Regions from separate parts of the Mus musculus genome. Here region 1 is linked to region 2. A link is a loop called in an ENCODE intact Hi-C map of the cell type or tissue named here. Cell type or tissue: left cerebral cortex. All regions are shown on one strand.

The links. Peaks named below come from ENCODE experiments on the same cell type or tissue, not always from the same donor. Only the 100,000 strongest peaks of a DNase experiment are listed, where the experiment ranks them.
Region 1: a loop joins it to region 2, with 3 times the contacts of the local background. A loop is called at or near these places in 5 of 42 quality-filtered maps.

What each region holds. Positions count from the first base shown.
Region 1 is chr6:51,722,646-51,730,645 of GRCm38, forward strand. No RefSeq gene overlaps it. Among named protein-coding and RNA genes, the nearest start is that of Gm38811, 15 kb to the left of the region's middle. In left cerebral cortex, a CTCF peak has its summit at 625 (motif pointing left); DNase peaks (open chromatin) are centred at 607, 4,993 and 6,825.
Region 2 is chr6:51,589,518-51,597,517 of GRCm38, forward strand. Snx10 (sorting nexin 10) reads left to right here. Exons shown (of 7, transcript NM_001127349.1): 7 at 1-1,153. Among named protein-coding and RNA genes, the nearest start is that of Snx10, 70 kb to the left of the region's middle. In left cerebral cortex, CTCF peaks have their summits at 3,412 and 7,474 (motif pointing left); DNase peaks (open chromatin) are centred at 2,934, 3,391, 4,149, 5,146 and 1 more place; H3K4me3 peaks cover 1,524 bases; H3K27ac peaks cover 4,394 bases.

The DNA.
Region 1 (8,000 bases), 130 kb after region 2:
CCAGGCATCTCCTGAGCCCAGGAGACGAGGCCGGGACCAAGTGTCAACGGAAAGGAAGAATCGAGTCAGTACACAGGGAGGCATATCAACCTGAGCTGAATCAGGACAAGGGTAGCTTGCCATACACCGCGCACTGTATCAGAGATTTTGGTAAGCAGGTATTGGCTAACAAAACAGAAGTCTAACCATAAGAGAGTACAGATATGTAAGGCACACAACAACCTTTAAGGGTGAAACTCAATCTTGCTGACAAGGACATGATCATGGCTCACAGAATGCTGGCAAGATGGTATAATGTTGTGCCAGTAGAAAATTGTGACACATGAAAGCAGCCAGACCACTTCCCAAGGGGTGCTAGGGATGGCTATCAATAGGAAGAGAGCCACACAGAAAGGTCCATCGCCAGGTCCATCTGCTGTTTCAGCAGGTTTCTTAGCTGGTTTCCCCAGAGTTCAGCTGCTACAGCATCCAGCGTCTAGACCTGGCACTCCTCTGCATCAGCAGTTTCACAGTCGAGTGAGACATCTTCCCATTGATAGGCATGCCCAGCACATCTGTACAGCTTCCAGATTAGCCTGGCACCTTACAGGCTGAGGAAACGTCCACCTGAGAAAGAGTTCCCTCTACTGGCTGATGGGAGCTGGAGTCTATCGGCTCAGGGAGCCTGAAGAGGAAAATGCTTTCAGGAATGAGAAGAGAAGCTATGGGAGATGAGAAAACCATAAATAGGTTTTAGCTTTTATCTGCTAATGACTCTGGGAGCCCTCTCTTTGCTCAGTCACTTTTTACTGAGCTATCCTTCATGAAATGAAACACATACATATACTCACATACACACACAAATGTACACACACATACACACTCACATATACACACATACACATACACACACACATACATACACACACACACACACGCATGCACACACACACACGCATGCACACACACACACACACACACACACACACACACACACAAATGTGTATGTGTCTGAGAAACCACTACCACCATAAAAATACAGAACATTTTATCACCCCCAAAGTCCCCTTGACTTTCTTTGCAGTCAGTCCCTACCATTGTTTTCCTATGGTGTCTACACAACCATGGATCCTCATTCCTTAAATATGGACAAGAATTACACGTTATATTTGCAAATAAATGAATACACACAATATATGATCATGTCTAGATAGTGTTTTCTGAAGTTCATGTGCGTTGTATATGTATTAACTTTATTTTATCTCGGGACTCTGTTCTATTGAATGAATCTTAATTTTTTTTGTTCATTTGTCAATGATGGAGATTTAGATTATTTCCAGTTTGGGACTATTTTGACAAAAAAATTAGTTTAAGTCTTTCTTAGAGGGATACATTTTCACTTATGCAGGATAGATTCCTGGTTAATATTGTAAGTATATCTCTAATTGAGTGAGGCATTTCAAGATTTTCCATTTGAGTTGTATAGGGCTCTATTTCCTCCGTGTCCTGTCAATGCTTGACACTGTCATTTATAATTTTAGACAGAAGTTCTTAAAGCCTTAAAATTAGGCTTTAACTAAAAAAAAATCATGCTTAAAACCCGTAACATAAAATATACCACCCAACCCTTTGAAAATCATGTAAAATACAATCACACTGTTGTGTAACACACTGTTAGAATATCTACTGAAACTGTCCATTGAGAACTGCAGCCTCCCTTGTCCATGAGCCCTTTAGAGATTATACTTGGGGGGGGGGCTGGCTGGAGAGATGGTTCTGCTCTTTCAGAAGTCCTGAGTTCAATTCCCAGCAACCACATGGTGGCTCACAACCATCTGTCATGGGATCTGATGCCCTCTTCTGGTGTGTCTGAAGACAGCTACAGTGTACTTATATACATTAAATAAATAAATAAATAAATCTTAAAAAAGAAATTATACTTTTCATCTCAAGATATAGATGTGCACATAGTTACAGGAAATAGAATAGGCCCACTCCTGGATGTGTTCTCTATCCTCCCTGATACCCAGGACCAATGTCTTGTTAACCTGCCGCGGATCGCAACTGCCTGGTACCTTCATGAAATACCTCTCAAAATTCAGTAAAACTCTGCTGAAACTACCACAGTATGACTGCATCCTGAGCCCAGTTCCCAAAGAGATGCCAGAAACTGTCTGAGCCCTAATACTGACCAGTGATCAGAGAACTCCATCTCAAGGCCCAGAGAACTGTTGGGCTGATGATTTGAGCTCCAGACTGAAAATCCCACATCCAGAGCTTTGATGTCAAAGTTAGACCCATAGTGAGGGGCGAGGGGATGCCAATGTCAAGAATAGTTACTTAGGCCTCTGCCATGAGACTTTCCTAAATGAGTATCATTGTTCTGAGCTTCAGGGCAAATGGAGCAGCTTCTCCCAGCTCCTAGCCTCATTTAGGATAACCTAAACATTGTTGCTAGACCCCCAGAGGAGTGATGTAATGAACTGAGTTCTCACCTTACTGAAGCTCAGATCTGGTGCTGGGTTTGAGAGCACAGTATCAATGTGAAGATGCGGGTGTGGGAGTGGGGGATGGGGGGTGGGATGTGGGGGAGGGTTGAAGGGAGTGCAACATCAGAGAGGAAGACCAGGTTGTCGTTGGAATGTTTGTGTAGGCCCATGGGCTGTGGAGCCGATGGTTAAGAGAGAAGCCAAACCTTTGAGATGAAGGTTGTCAGGGGGAGAAGTGAAGACAAGATAGACCAAGAACAAATTATCAATCAATCAATCAATCAAACAAAACCCCAAAAGAACACATGAAAAATGTCTAGATGAAAATTGAATGGCATGACTCTCGTGCTGCCTCCGTTAGCATCTCTGTGGGGATTTGAGTAAAGTTGCTCCTCATTGACTTACACATTTCAGGGCTTGGTCACCAGGGAGTGGCACTATTTGGAAGGGTTAGTTGAATTAGGAGGCCTGGCCTTGTTGGAGGAAGTGTGTCAGTGGGGGTGGGCTTTGAGGTTTCAAAAGTCCATTCCAAGCCCACAGTCTCTCTCTCTCTGCCTTCTCTTAGTTATAGTTCCCTTGCTGGGAAGAGACAAAATGATCAAGGCACCTTTTATAAAGGACAACATTTAACTGGGGCTGGCTTACACTTTCAGAGCCTCAGTCCATTATCATCATGGCAGAATGCATGGCAGCATCCAGGCAGACATGGTGCCGGAGAAGGAGCTGAGGGTTCTACATCTTGATCCGAGGGCAGCCAGCAGGAGACTGTTTTCTTCGGGCAGCTAGGAGGAGGCTCTTCTGCCCTGGATGGAGCCTGAGCCATAGGAGACCTCAAAGCCCACTTCCACAGTGACACTTCCTCCAACAAGGCCACACCTACTTCAACACTTCCTCCAACAAGGCCACACCTACTGCAACAAGGCCACATCTCCTCACTTAAGGGGCAAGCATCTTTAAACCACCACCCCTGTGGGTCAGGATGTGACTCTCAGCCACTGCTTCAGCAGCACGTCTGCCTGTGTGACACCAGGCTCCCTGCCACATTCATAACGGACTGAACTTCTGAAGTGGCGATCAGGCACCCACTTCAATGTTTTCTTCTTAAAGAATTGCCTTGGTCATGCTGTCTCTTCACAGCACCCGAGCAGTGACTAAGACAGTATCCGTCCAGTTATAAAAAAAGATAACTGTTTTAGAATGGCCTCACACTATTTAGAGGGCACATCAGTTCCTTGGTGACCCACTGGCAATGTCAAGGGGCCGGTTGGGAGCTCTTTCCTCATCTGCATCTCCATCTCTAGATGGCTGCAGTGGTTCCCTATCTCTTTGCTTGCTCCTGTCTTGCTTGAGGGCTTCTCTGTCTTTCCACTGTGAATATGACCTGCTGTATCCCCAGCCTCTCTTACTGCCTTGGAGTCTTGTCCCATCAGGAACACATTCCCCTTTGTGTCCCCCCTCAGCTTTCCTTGGACTCAGAGCACGCTGTCCTTAGCCCCTAAATACATCTTCTGTCAGGCTTTCTCTTGCGACACCAGCCTCACCCTCCCAAACATCTCCAGGGAAGAGTCACCAATATCAACTCTTCCTCGCTGTCATCCTGTCTCCTTGACCGAAGCTCACTGTGCCCTTTCCTGACATCATTGCCTAATGTGCTCTGCCTATCTGTCAATCACCTGGATATTCTCCTGAATCTCTTCTTGGTCTCACTGGATACTGGTACCATCTCACTGGCACCGGGGTACCCTGAGACCCAGGGTTATTTTCACCTTCTCCCTCTTCTCCTCCTCTAGGACATCTTTGTAATTTCCTTTACCTCACAGATTAGACACCGCAGTATTGTACTCTTCTTTGCTACTTTCTGTAGTCTTTCTCCTGCTCCCGTGTCAGCTGAGGCCTCTGAGCAGACAACCTTGGGCTTGCTTGTCCTTTTCTAAGGGCACCTGCCTTGCTTACCACAATTAGTCCCCCTACCCCTGTCTAATGCTGGGTCAGAGGAGAAGAGGTATTGTCCTACCTTTAAGCCTTTAGTATAATGTCGTAAACATTATCCGATGGTGTTGAGTTCTACTGTCTGCCCTTTTGGCTCTTGGGATCCTTCCTTTTGATGGACTGGTGGCATCATGGAGAGAGTCCAAGTAAATCCGAACCTGTTCCCTTCCAACACAATATCTCAGGTAACCCTTCTGGCACCTGACACATGGACATGTGGTAGCTGGCCGTGAACCAGCTCCCCTAAATGACAGGGACACCTTTAGCAGGCAAGTCTGGGAGTAATTGAGCCGTGATTGGCACCCACTGCACCACTCTGAACTGACAATGAGCAGGCCCAGGAGCGCGTGTCTCATCCAAGTGGTGTCTCATTTCTCCGAGGTGACTTTGTATTGCTTTACAGAGGCTGGCACACTGCTTCAGGAGTGCCTACTGGGAGCCGCACCTGAGCCTGGTGCCTGACTGCGGCAGACAGCTGCCTAGTTAAGGCAAATTTTGCAGTTAAATTGTGTTCTGCTTGGGAATTGGAAATGATTGCAGAAGGACAAATGCAAATGAGCTTCCAGTTCAAGGCAGGGGCGCGTGGAGACGGCTCCGCCTGGCATCTCTTCCGTTCCTTTTCCAACCACTGTTTTGGAGAAACTTATGGGACACTTTCCAAATTGCTTAGGAGAAGACAGAAGAGCTTTGGTGCAATGGGGGAACCACAGGCCTTGGGAGGTGACATTGGTATTGTGATCTAAGCACAGACATCAGCTGGTCTCAGATGCTTGCCTTGACACTGATAAGCTGGGGAACCTTGGGTGGTTCATATATCTGACATTCAGTCTTATCTTTAAGCTATCATCATTAGTAATAATACCAGGTTAGGATTTAAAAATAAAAACAGACACAAAATACTAGCCCAGAGCTAGTGTGGGACCTCAGGAAATTGTTTAACCTCACGGTATCCTTTTCTCTATCTCCGGAGGTATTTTTATAAGACAACAGAGGGGAGAGACGGGGGGGGGGGGTTCTAGGCATTTGACACAGGATGGACACTTTGCAGGTGACAGGTGCTCTCGGTATTATTTTGAACTGGACATGACTGGGTCTGTTTTGCATACCTTAGGAAAGGTGAGTGAGACAGAATAGAAGACACAGTAAGTTCAGCTCGAGGAGAAAGGTTTTCCTGTCAGAAGGGACCTGTCTCCTTAGCCTCTCCTTCTCTGGGAAGGGAGGTCAGAACTGACAATCAGTACACACCTTCCCAGAGAGGAGTCTGGACACTGAGTGCCAAGGAATGCCTACAGGGTCAGTGGTGGGGTGAGGACTCAGTCTGGGGCTCTGGAAGGACGCTTAAGGACAAGGAAGAGGACAGGGATTAACCGGAAGCTGATTGTCGGAGAGCAGGAAGAGGCATGCTTTGCTTAGCAACAATGAAAAGATCCCCTAACTTTGACAAGTCAAACCCCGAGTGTCACAGACACTGTACTTTTCACCTTTCCCATGTCCCTGCCGGGATCCCCACCATTCGGAGCCCCAGAGTCACTTGGACAAACGCTATCATCAATTCAAGGGTGGAATTCAGTGCTCCCCAAAAGTGCAAGCATGTGTGAGGGTTCTGATCTGTGAAGCCTTGCATAATGAAAATGATGCTTTTCTAAGTTCATGTCTGGAGACCCTGGGCTATGAGCTATACCAGGGCTATAGCTATGAGCCTGAGGATTTGATAAACTATCACAAGAAACATACATCGCTCCCCCCAAAAATAATGTATTAGGTTTGGATCAGGTCTCCTGTGAATGGACAGTGGGACTCTTCTAAAGATGCCAGGCAGAGTGTCTCAGGGTCTAGCATGCCCAGCTTGCTGCCTGGTTGCCTCATGAGATGCTTGGCATCCCGGCTGCAGCTCAGTTCTTCATCGTCTGTTCACTGGCCACATTGCAGTCGGAAGCTAGGGCTGTTTGTTTTCCCCCCAGAACCAGAATCCTCAGAAAATCGATTCTATCTCATTGACAATGCATGCTAAGTGATTGAAAGGCCATTAAACCCATTAATGGGGTGCTCTTTAAATAAAACCAGTCCCTAAAAGGGATCTTAGACTTGGCAACATCAGTAGAGCTAACAGCACAAAGGTCCTGCCTGGAGACCCATAAATATACCAGAACAAATACCACAGGGCTGGGGGGACACGCCAGGAGGAAAGGAACCTAGAACGATGAGCAGCTGGGGCAGAGAGGGCCCGAGTTGGCAGGCACGCCTAATGGCTTTGGTTTCATTTTTGACAGGATTTACAGAACTGAGTGGATCGAGGGAAGTTTGCATCTTGATTTCAGTTAAATATTTGGCACTGCACCCCACCAAATTTCATGCACAAAATTAATTCAAATTGTCTTGGATGGAAGTGCAGTCACATGGGTTGGAGATTGGCTGGCTCTACCACCCTGGGAAGCAAGGGAGAAGGCAGCCTTTTATGGCCAGTCTGGTGAGGTCTGCCTTTAATACCTGTCACAAACAGGGGCCCTCATTTTCTCTTACTGAGTATTAGTAACATCAACAGGGGCTCAGTGGATAAAGTGTCTGCCAGGCAAGCATGAGGATATGAGCTTGATACCCAGTGTCCATGTAAGAAGCTAGGCCTAAGGCATGCTGTGTTCCTGTAATCTCACTGGGTAGCAGAGACAAAAGGGCATCTTGATGGGTGGGTGAGTTCCAAAGTTAGTGAGGGATCCTGTCGCAAAAATAAGATGGAGGACCGCAGAGATGGCTCTGATGTTATGAACACTCGTTGCTCTTACAGAGGACACAGGTCTCATGTCTAGCATCCATTTTGGGTGGCTCAGAACTGCCTATAACACCAGTTCCAGAGGCATCTGATGCCGCTGGCCTCTGAGGGCACCTGCACTCACATGCACATACTCACATGCAAACACAGGATTAAAGATGAAATAAAAGACACCTGATACTGCCTTCTGGTCTATGTACACATGTATATGCATGCATCTATATACACACATATGTATATGTACTTGCACATGTGCGTACCTGTGCACACTCTCACATACACACACATGCACACATACTCATACCTACACATTCACATACACATTCATACATACTCACACATGTACACACACACTCACTCATGCATACACACATACACTCACACATGTACCACTAACACTTATTCACACAGTCCCGCACACACTTGCACACACGTGCACATACATGCGCGCGCGCGCGCGCACACACACACACACACACACACACACACACACACTCATACAATGAGCAGCTTACATAAACTGATCTCACGTCATGTCCAGGTCTCAACATTTTTTTTTTTAATTGAGATGCTTTGTATTTGAAAATCCTGTGTGTTTCTCTCTGTCGGCTGGGTTGGCCACTTCAGTGGACCAATGTGAGGAGCAGAGGAAGATGCAGAGTAAGGGGTAGGTATTTGGAAGAAGCAAGGGGAGAGAGGGGACCATCCCTCCTTGGACTTCTCCTCCGTGGCCTGTGGACGGGAATGAATGCTGTATTCCTAGTGCTACTTTCCCA
Region 2 (8,000 bases):
GTAAATGGAAAATATGTCTTACAAATAGAGATGCACTAAAACAACAAAAACAACAACAAAACAAACGTTTACATCCTAGGAGGGAAAAAAAACAAAAGTCTTTGTAATTTTGCTTAAATTTGCCAGACACAGATTTAGAAATACATTCTCACTGTCCAAAATCAGCTTAAACACTGGCTCTGGCGATGAGTCATTGTGCAATTAGAATCATATCTTATGATTTATTTTCTGTCATTAAAAAAATGTACATTAAAAAAAAAAGTCACCAGGTAGCTTCCATGAGGAATAGCTCCTCACGGTTCATTTTTTCAGTTAGAAGAAGGTTTTTATGAGTTAATTTTACCCATAAATATTTCAGTAATTTTGGAGTGGAAGTTGGGTTGCTAACATCAGAGCTCATGTTCATGTTTTAGAAGCCCTTTCTTTCTAGGTGTCTCTCAAAAGACTGGCTTAATTGGAATAAAATAGCTTTTTTTTTTTAAGTGTCCCAAAGATAAGATATCTTGGGGTCCACCATGAGCTTCCAGTTTCAGCCGAGGCAGCAGTTTTCCTGGGATAATTAGCCAAGGGTTCCCCAGAGTCTTCCTAGGTATCTCTGGGAACCAGCAGAAGGAATTTTCACCTAAGAGGGATAACTTGTTGCTTCCAATGAATGGCTCCCACTCTCGTGGGTGCAAAAGCGGCAGCAAAAAGCAGCCATTTACTTGGGTACTTAAGAGTTATTGTATTAATAAAAAGTTATTGACTTGTCCTTTGAGAGCCTTCTTACAGAGAATTGGTTAAAAAAACCAAACATTCAATTTGGAATAAGAATGATTTTTTAAAGTTCTGTCTGAAACATTATCAAACTTGTGTAAATATTTTGATTTATGTCTTAGATCCTGTTAACCGTGTCCTCTAATTGTCTTTATTTTAATGCCAAAAGGAAGTGATTATGCAGCTGTGTGTAGAGTTTCAGAGCAAGTTCCTCAGCAGTGTAGATGAATTCACATCATTTATGTTTTAACGGCGTTTTTTTGGAAAGCATAAATTGTGACATCAGTTATCATGCTACTTCTTGGTGACATAATATAACCTTTGAAGTTAATATGAAGTGATGTTTGCTCCATAAACTCCACAGTCACTGTTTTCACATTAAACATGAAAGCAAAGCAAAACAAAACTTTGTTCGATTTCTTACTTTACATAGGAGAATATATTTCCTCTAACTCAGACCTAAGGTCTGTGATTTTTTTTTTTTTTTTTTTTTTTTTTTTTTTTTGTAATTACTGGTAATTTCTCATTGAAGAGCTCTGGTCAGACTTGGTTTGAGGCTCCCTGCGTTGTATTTGCTCTGCTTTGGCTGTCAAAACAGCTGAGCCCCAGCAAGCGTCTTCAAACTGACTTTTTGGGGTCTAGATAGTTCCATTTCCAATAGGGCTTTGTTTTATGCTCTCATGTCTGTAGGAAAACAAGTAGCTAAGCATTTAACATGTAACTAAGCAGAGGATACATTTAGTGTTATTTTAAATGTGAATTAAGCTTTAAGAATCGTAGTTCTGTATGTCTTATGGTTTACAGTCAGCAAAACTCGATTTTTCTGGATTTTTCTGCAGGTACAGCACCTGAAAGGTCATAATCCTTTGTATTTTGTTTTAGAGTTGACTTTATACGTAGCTGAAGGTGTTGGCAGTGAAAGTCAACAACCTGTTACTTAAGACTTAAAGTCTCCTTTGCTACAAAGTGATTTTCATTCTAGTTAAAAATTTCAGTTAAAAAAAAAACACTAGGGGAAACCACAAATGTTTGTCTTCAATCATTTGCCATTCCTTAAGATACTAAATATATTTTGCCAGAGCTCTTCAGGTCTACTTCAAATTATATTTAACAACAAATACAAACAAGTTATTAGCAACATGGAGAAGTAAACGCATAAAACTTCTTACATGACATTAGCACTTAATCAAATTTATTTAGTTTATCCATGTTCTAGCCAACAGTGGCAGCTGGATGTTGTCTTGAGCCCAGCTTCTTTATTTTGTTGCTTCTTTAAGGGTTTATTATCAAGTTAAATGTGTACAATAAGGTTTTCAGGATTGAGCCATTTTCATGAAAGGCCTAATTTTTTTTTTTAAGTACAAAAATTAAGAAGGCTTATTCTGTTTCTAAATTGTCTTTTTAAAAAATATTTAAATTAGTTAGCTGGTGCCGGATGAGTACAACGCCGTCCTTTCCACCGAGAAAGCATTTATTTCAATACAGTTTTGTTTCTGAAGAAAACCATTTCTTAATTTGCTATGAACACATTTTTAAACGTAAAATGTCTGAACTTAGTTGTGGCAACTTGACATTCATTAAAGGCATAGATACAGTTTTCTTTGCAAGTCAAGGCAAGAAATGCAGACATTTTAATAAATGGAGCTAAAAATAATTTAGCATGTAAAGAAACAATTCCTTTGGAGTTTGATACATTCACAATGGGTTCAGGGCTTTGTTCTTGGCTGGACGCGTTTTACAGTCCAGTCACCACTGTCAGCCCTTAAGTCAAACCCTTTCCCTCTTGCTGGAAACTTCTAGGTCCTTGTTAAAAATAGTGCACTGGACATTAATTTATTTTAGCAGCAAAAACTCTGGTAGTTCATGACCCTTTTCCTTCAAAATTCCAAAGACTTATTTTCAAAAGATAGATTAGAAAAGAGGGAGAGAAGAACACTAAGCTACAAAAATTTGTGCGGAATCCACTCTGCTTTAAGCAAAAGAGAAGTAGAGATGCTGCAGAAGCCAGCAGGCTCTGAGTGTCATAGCGCGTGGATTTCGACTCTTACCTGGACCTTCTTTATAGCTCAGTCCCCCACCCCCGTGGGCCTCGGCTCAGCAGCCCTCAAGCTCCTGCCATCCCACGCATGCTCCCGCTTCCTCGGTTGGGTAACCCATGGCAACCGCCCTGGTAACCCATAGCAACTGCTCTGCGGAACTGAGTGGGGGATGGGAGGAAGCCATTTGGAGTGGGCGGGTGGAGAGCGATTTACCATGGCCCACCTGCCTCCGGCACCGCCAGCGTCCCGCACCCAGACAGTGAGGACCAAACAAAGCCACCGCACACGTGCCGGGCGTGGGTGGGGGAGGCACGTGGGCCTTTGTTCTTCAGACCGCCGCCCTCCGAGAGAGTGCACATGGCTCCATCAGCTCCAGCCTTAGCTGACCCCACGCTGCGCTGTGCGCTTATTCCCAGGAGCCTGGAACCTTCCAGACCGGAGCCCAATACGCTAACCTTCCTCTCTTGCCTGACCCGGTTGGGCCCAGGAGCGGAACTTTCGTCCCTGGGAAAGAATCGCGTGCGTCCAGGTTCTGGGTCGCGCGTGGGGAGATGTAGGTCCCCAAGCTGCTGAGCCAGGTCACTTGAAGCTGACCTGCGGTGCGAGGCCACGGGTGGACGGACGGGGTCGCTGTCGGGCAGCGTGGCGCGTTGATACCCTGCAGTCTATGCCCAGAGCATCATCTGCTGGCTTGTGCTCTCCAGACTCTAAGCCTGTGGTGAGATGGTTCAGGCTAAATCTGCATCGGGCCAGAAAGCAAGACAGAGGGGGTGAAGGGGGAGATGGCACTAGGTGTTGAGAGTCATGTCACGGCAGATCACAGTCTACCTAGCTGTGACTCTAAGCTCATTTGGACAAAAGAAAAAAGAAAAGAAAAGAAAAGAAAACATTTGACCTGGATAATTTTGTGGTCCTCTGAGTCCTCAATTCTATTTTCTGTAGGTACATATCAGTTATAAATCTAAATAGCAAAGCCATCAGGAGCATCCTTTTGGGTGATGCTAAAACTACACATGTACCATATACTCTTGTATAATGTGCCTCTCTTTTCAAGTTAACTAGGTCCAATATGGGTTACACACTTAATAGTACTCTTAACACCTGACGAGAAGCTGGACTCAGATTTTAATCCTCTCATTTTAAAAAAAGGCATATTCAAAGGTCTATATTTGCTAGTATTGATCTTGGGGAACTGGGTTTATTTTCACAAACACAACCTTCTGGCTTCTTCCTGCAGAGCATGGGTGCCAAAGAGTCTGTATGTCCTGCTAGAGGCAGAGCAGAGGCGTCTCACCGTCCAAGCGGGTGCTCAGTACAGTTCCAGCCCTCAGCACGGTACTGTGTTAGGAGCCCTGTACTTTAATCTTTTTTTTTTCTTTTTTTAACAAAAGCAATTACAGAAAAGTGCACATTTAACGTGTGACATTTAACATTTTTGCCGTGGCAGGCAGCCTCCACTTAAATGGGGCCTTTCTTTGGAACAACAGGAGCCAAAAGGCCTTGTGTCACGGAGTAATGTAAGACACAATCAGGGCTGCAAACGCACAATGAATCGGGAAGGATTTATGTAATTAATTGACCAGTCTTAACCTGTTATCGTGATGTAAGGAATTTGGAACTCATTAATTTGGGCTCTGACAGATTTCATATTAGAACTGGCAAATATGGATTGAGCCTCTTATTCTTGTAGCAGCTGGAATTTCCATGACAGTGAGGATTACTGAAGAAGACCTATTGCTAGAGGCAAACTGCTTTTTTGTAATCAGTGGCCCTGCTCTGCATTAAAGGGATAATGAAAAATAAAATTACCTGGCATGGGAAGTGGAAGGGGGCGAGGTCACCCCACCGCTGTGTGTGACGAGGGCAAGCATTTGCAGCCGAAAAAAATATACTAATTTCAATCTTAAAGTTAGTTGGTTTCTCAAGTATCCTGAGATAGAGGAGTCTTGGGGGTCAAGGTTCTTTTGTTGTCAAAGTTAAAAAGGAATTAAAAGAGGGAGACTTGGAACCTCCTCCATGTGGACAGAGACTGTATAAAAAAGGAGTCTCTGGGGCTGGAGAGATGGCTCAGCAGTTAAGAGCACTGGTTGCTCTTCCAGAGGTCCTGAGTTCAATACCCAGCAACCACATGGTGGCTCACAACCATCTGTAATGGGATGCACGAAGACAGAGTACTCCTATACATAAAATAAATAAGCAAATCTTTAAAAAGAGAGAGAACAGAAGAAAAAGAAAGCTTTCCAGGGACAGGGTTCTGCCGATCCACCCATGAGCAGTTCAGAGCTCTGAAGGAGGAGTGGCTTTCTCAAGAGCCACCTCCTCCCGTCTCCTTGTCAGGACTCCTTAGCGGAGCCCACACAGCCAGGACTGGCCGCTCAGAGGATAATCTAATCTGGGTTCTCTTCACACTGTATGATGTTTAGTGAGTCACCCATTTGAAAACATTTAGCTTCTTTGTGATTTTTACAAAAACTCTGTAAAAGCCCAACTTTCATTTTTCACTCTGCTTGACAGTCAGAAAATTGCTAGGGTTAGAAGAAGGTCCCTGAGATTAGAAGGAATGTTTTTCCTCTTTCTTGCACATTAGGCCTCCCTTATTGCCATTCTGTGTGATAAGGTTAATACAACAACTGCGGCAGGATCATTAATACAGGAAGATAAGCAAAGTTGCACATTTAAGACGACGGCTGGGGTCATTTGCCTCCTCCTGCCGATAAGGAATACTTTGGAAACACATCCAGGGCGAGGGCGTGGACTACTTAACTTTTTAGAGCAAAAGCCCAGCTGACCTTCCCTAATGCATTATTATTCATAAATGCTCTTCAAAGTTCAGTATTGACTGCTCTTGAAAGTTAAACTTCCTGCCGTTATAACAACTTAGGTTTTAGTAGAAGACATATGGTTAATAAATCTCTGGGGAAAACAAACAGATATCCACCCCCCACCCCCACCCCCCACTCCGGAGTTTTTACTGGTTTTCTTGTCTTGGTTCTAACCAAGTGACACAGAATTTTAGTTAGGCTAATAGGATCTGATCTCTCAGCGAAGTGCGTGTGGTGAGGAATTTGTTTGGGATGGCCTCGTTAAGGAGTGATTTCTTCAGCTTCGGCGCCATTGAAATGATAGCACGGTGATAAACACTGGGCATTTGCATCAATATTTCCACGTTATCCTTCACACTGAGCAAGAAGAGCGCTAGTGGTTGTGATCCATGTTATTATTTCAGTGGGATGGCAATGAAGATAAACAGCTGATAGCAAGGCTTGGGCAAGCCATAAACCTGACAGTGTGGGTGAATACACTTGAGGCTTATGTGCACGATCTCAGATCTCATATGGGGATTTCTTTTCTTTCTTTTTCTTTTGTAAACAAGGGGGATGTATGTGTAACTTGACAACTGTGGCTTGTTACCAGCGTCCACACATACGGCTTAGGGAGTGGACAGACTGAAGCCTGGTTAACCAGAGACTGTGTTGACCTGGTAGTCTTCTGGCAAACCAGCTTCAGGCCCAGCTGCTGGACTGTCCTCCAGGGCAGTTCCCAACTCTCTGGACCTCCATTTCCACATCTATATCTCAAGAGATCTGAATATAGGCTGTCCTGCAGATGTTCCCTAGAGTGTCTGGTCCTAAAATAAAAAGGACGGAGGCTTCCATGGTCAGCTGTGCTCCATACACATTGCAATAAGCAACGTTTAGCATCAAACCAGGACTCCTCGGTGCCTCTTGCATGTTTGCTGCTGCTTTCAAATCTGTGTGTCAGAAACAGGAGGTGACGGTATGTGGATTTTTTTCTTAATAGTGCTTTGGATTTTCTTTTCTCAGAACAATTCTGAGATTCTTTTCATTCCCACTTGGTGTTCTTGCCAGGGTGCAAGGGACAAGCGGAACTCTGAAACATTCCCTTTCCAGACCTGTCACCATGCTGCACGCTTGTAAACCCGGCCCTCAGGAAACAGAGGCAGAAGTCCAGTCATCCTCAGCTACGTGGTGGGTTCAAGGCCAGGCTAGGCAGCATGACATTCTGTCTGATAAGTGAGTAGTCTCCTTCAAGCAATGCTCTTGGAGAGGCAGGAAGTATGGTGGAAGTTTAGAGTGAGTGCCTGAGCAAGTCACTTAACCATTATTCTGATTTCTGCATCTTTGATTCTGCACATGAGAGCCCATGTTCAGTGCAAGTGGAATCCCTCTAAGACATATATGATCCCTCTGCTTGCAAGGGATCACCGAGGTCCTCCCCAAAGCCCTTGAACTTGGCCAGTTTCTGTTAGTGATTTATGACTGATAAAATGTCCCAATGCTCTGACCACACCCACTGGAAGGCTGGTGGCCCGTCTCTGTATTTTTGAAGTCCTGCCTTCCCCATCTCCAGATGTTTTTCTGAAAACACTCAGGACTCTATTATTTATGCTTTGTTACTTGACCGTGCCTGTCTTCAGGCCCCCACTGGAAGATGAGTGCCCCATTTCAATACCTTGGATCACTTTTCTCTCTTGAGGCACCAGCTACAGCTGGTACAGGCAGGACATACTGTGGAATGATTCCTGTTGAAGTAAGAAGCCCGGGCTGGAGAGATGGCTCAGTGGTTAAGAGCACTGACTGCTCTTCCAGAGGCCCTGAGTTCAATTCCCAACAACCACATGGTAGCTCACAACCATCTGTAATGGGATCTGATGCCCTCTTCTGGTGTGTCTGACAGCTACAGTGTACTCATAAATACAATAAATACATATAAATAAAATAAATAAATCTTAAAAAAAAACAAAAAGGAAAACAAAACAAAAGCAAGGAGCCCATGTCCCGACCCCCTTTCCCGTGGCAGACCCTGAGGCAGCAGGCCTCAGTCCCTGGCTAGAGCCTCATTGGGTGTGAGAATCTCAAGCTATCCTGAGGGCAAACAGAATCATCTGAGTACCAATTTTCAAGTTAACAGAGACTGTAGGGAAGTGGGAAAGTCGTTCCTTTTCCTGGGGTTGACATTGTAGTCAAAACAAGTCTGCCTGGACGGCCTTTCTCCTTGACTAAAGGAGAATTCTTTGGTCATTCTCTGAAATATCTTTCTGGGCTATTTCTTTTGGTCAGTCTGTTTCTGCTTAGGTACTGCGGCTATTATACTGAGTGTGAGTTAAAATGTACACTTACTAAGGAAGTGGTAAGTTGAAATACTCAGCTATGCAGATGGTTGAGCATAGTTTCTCTAAAGGTC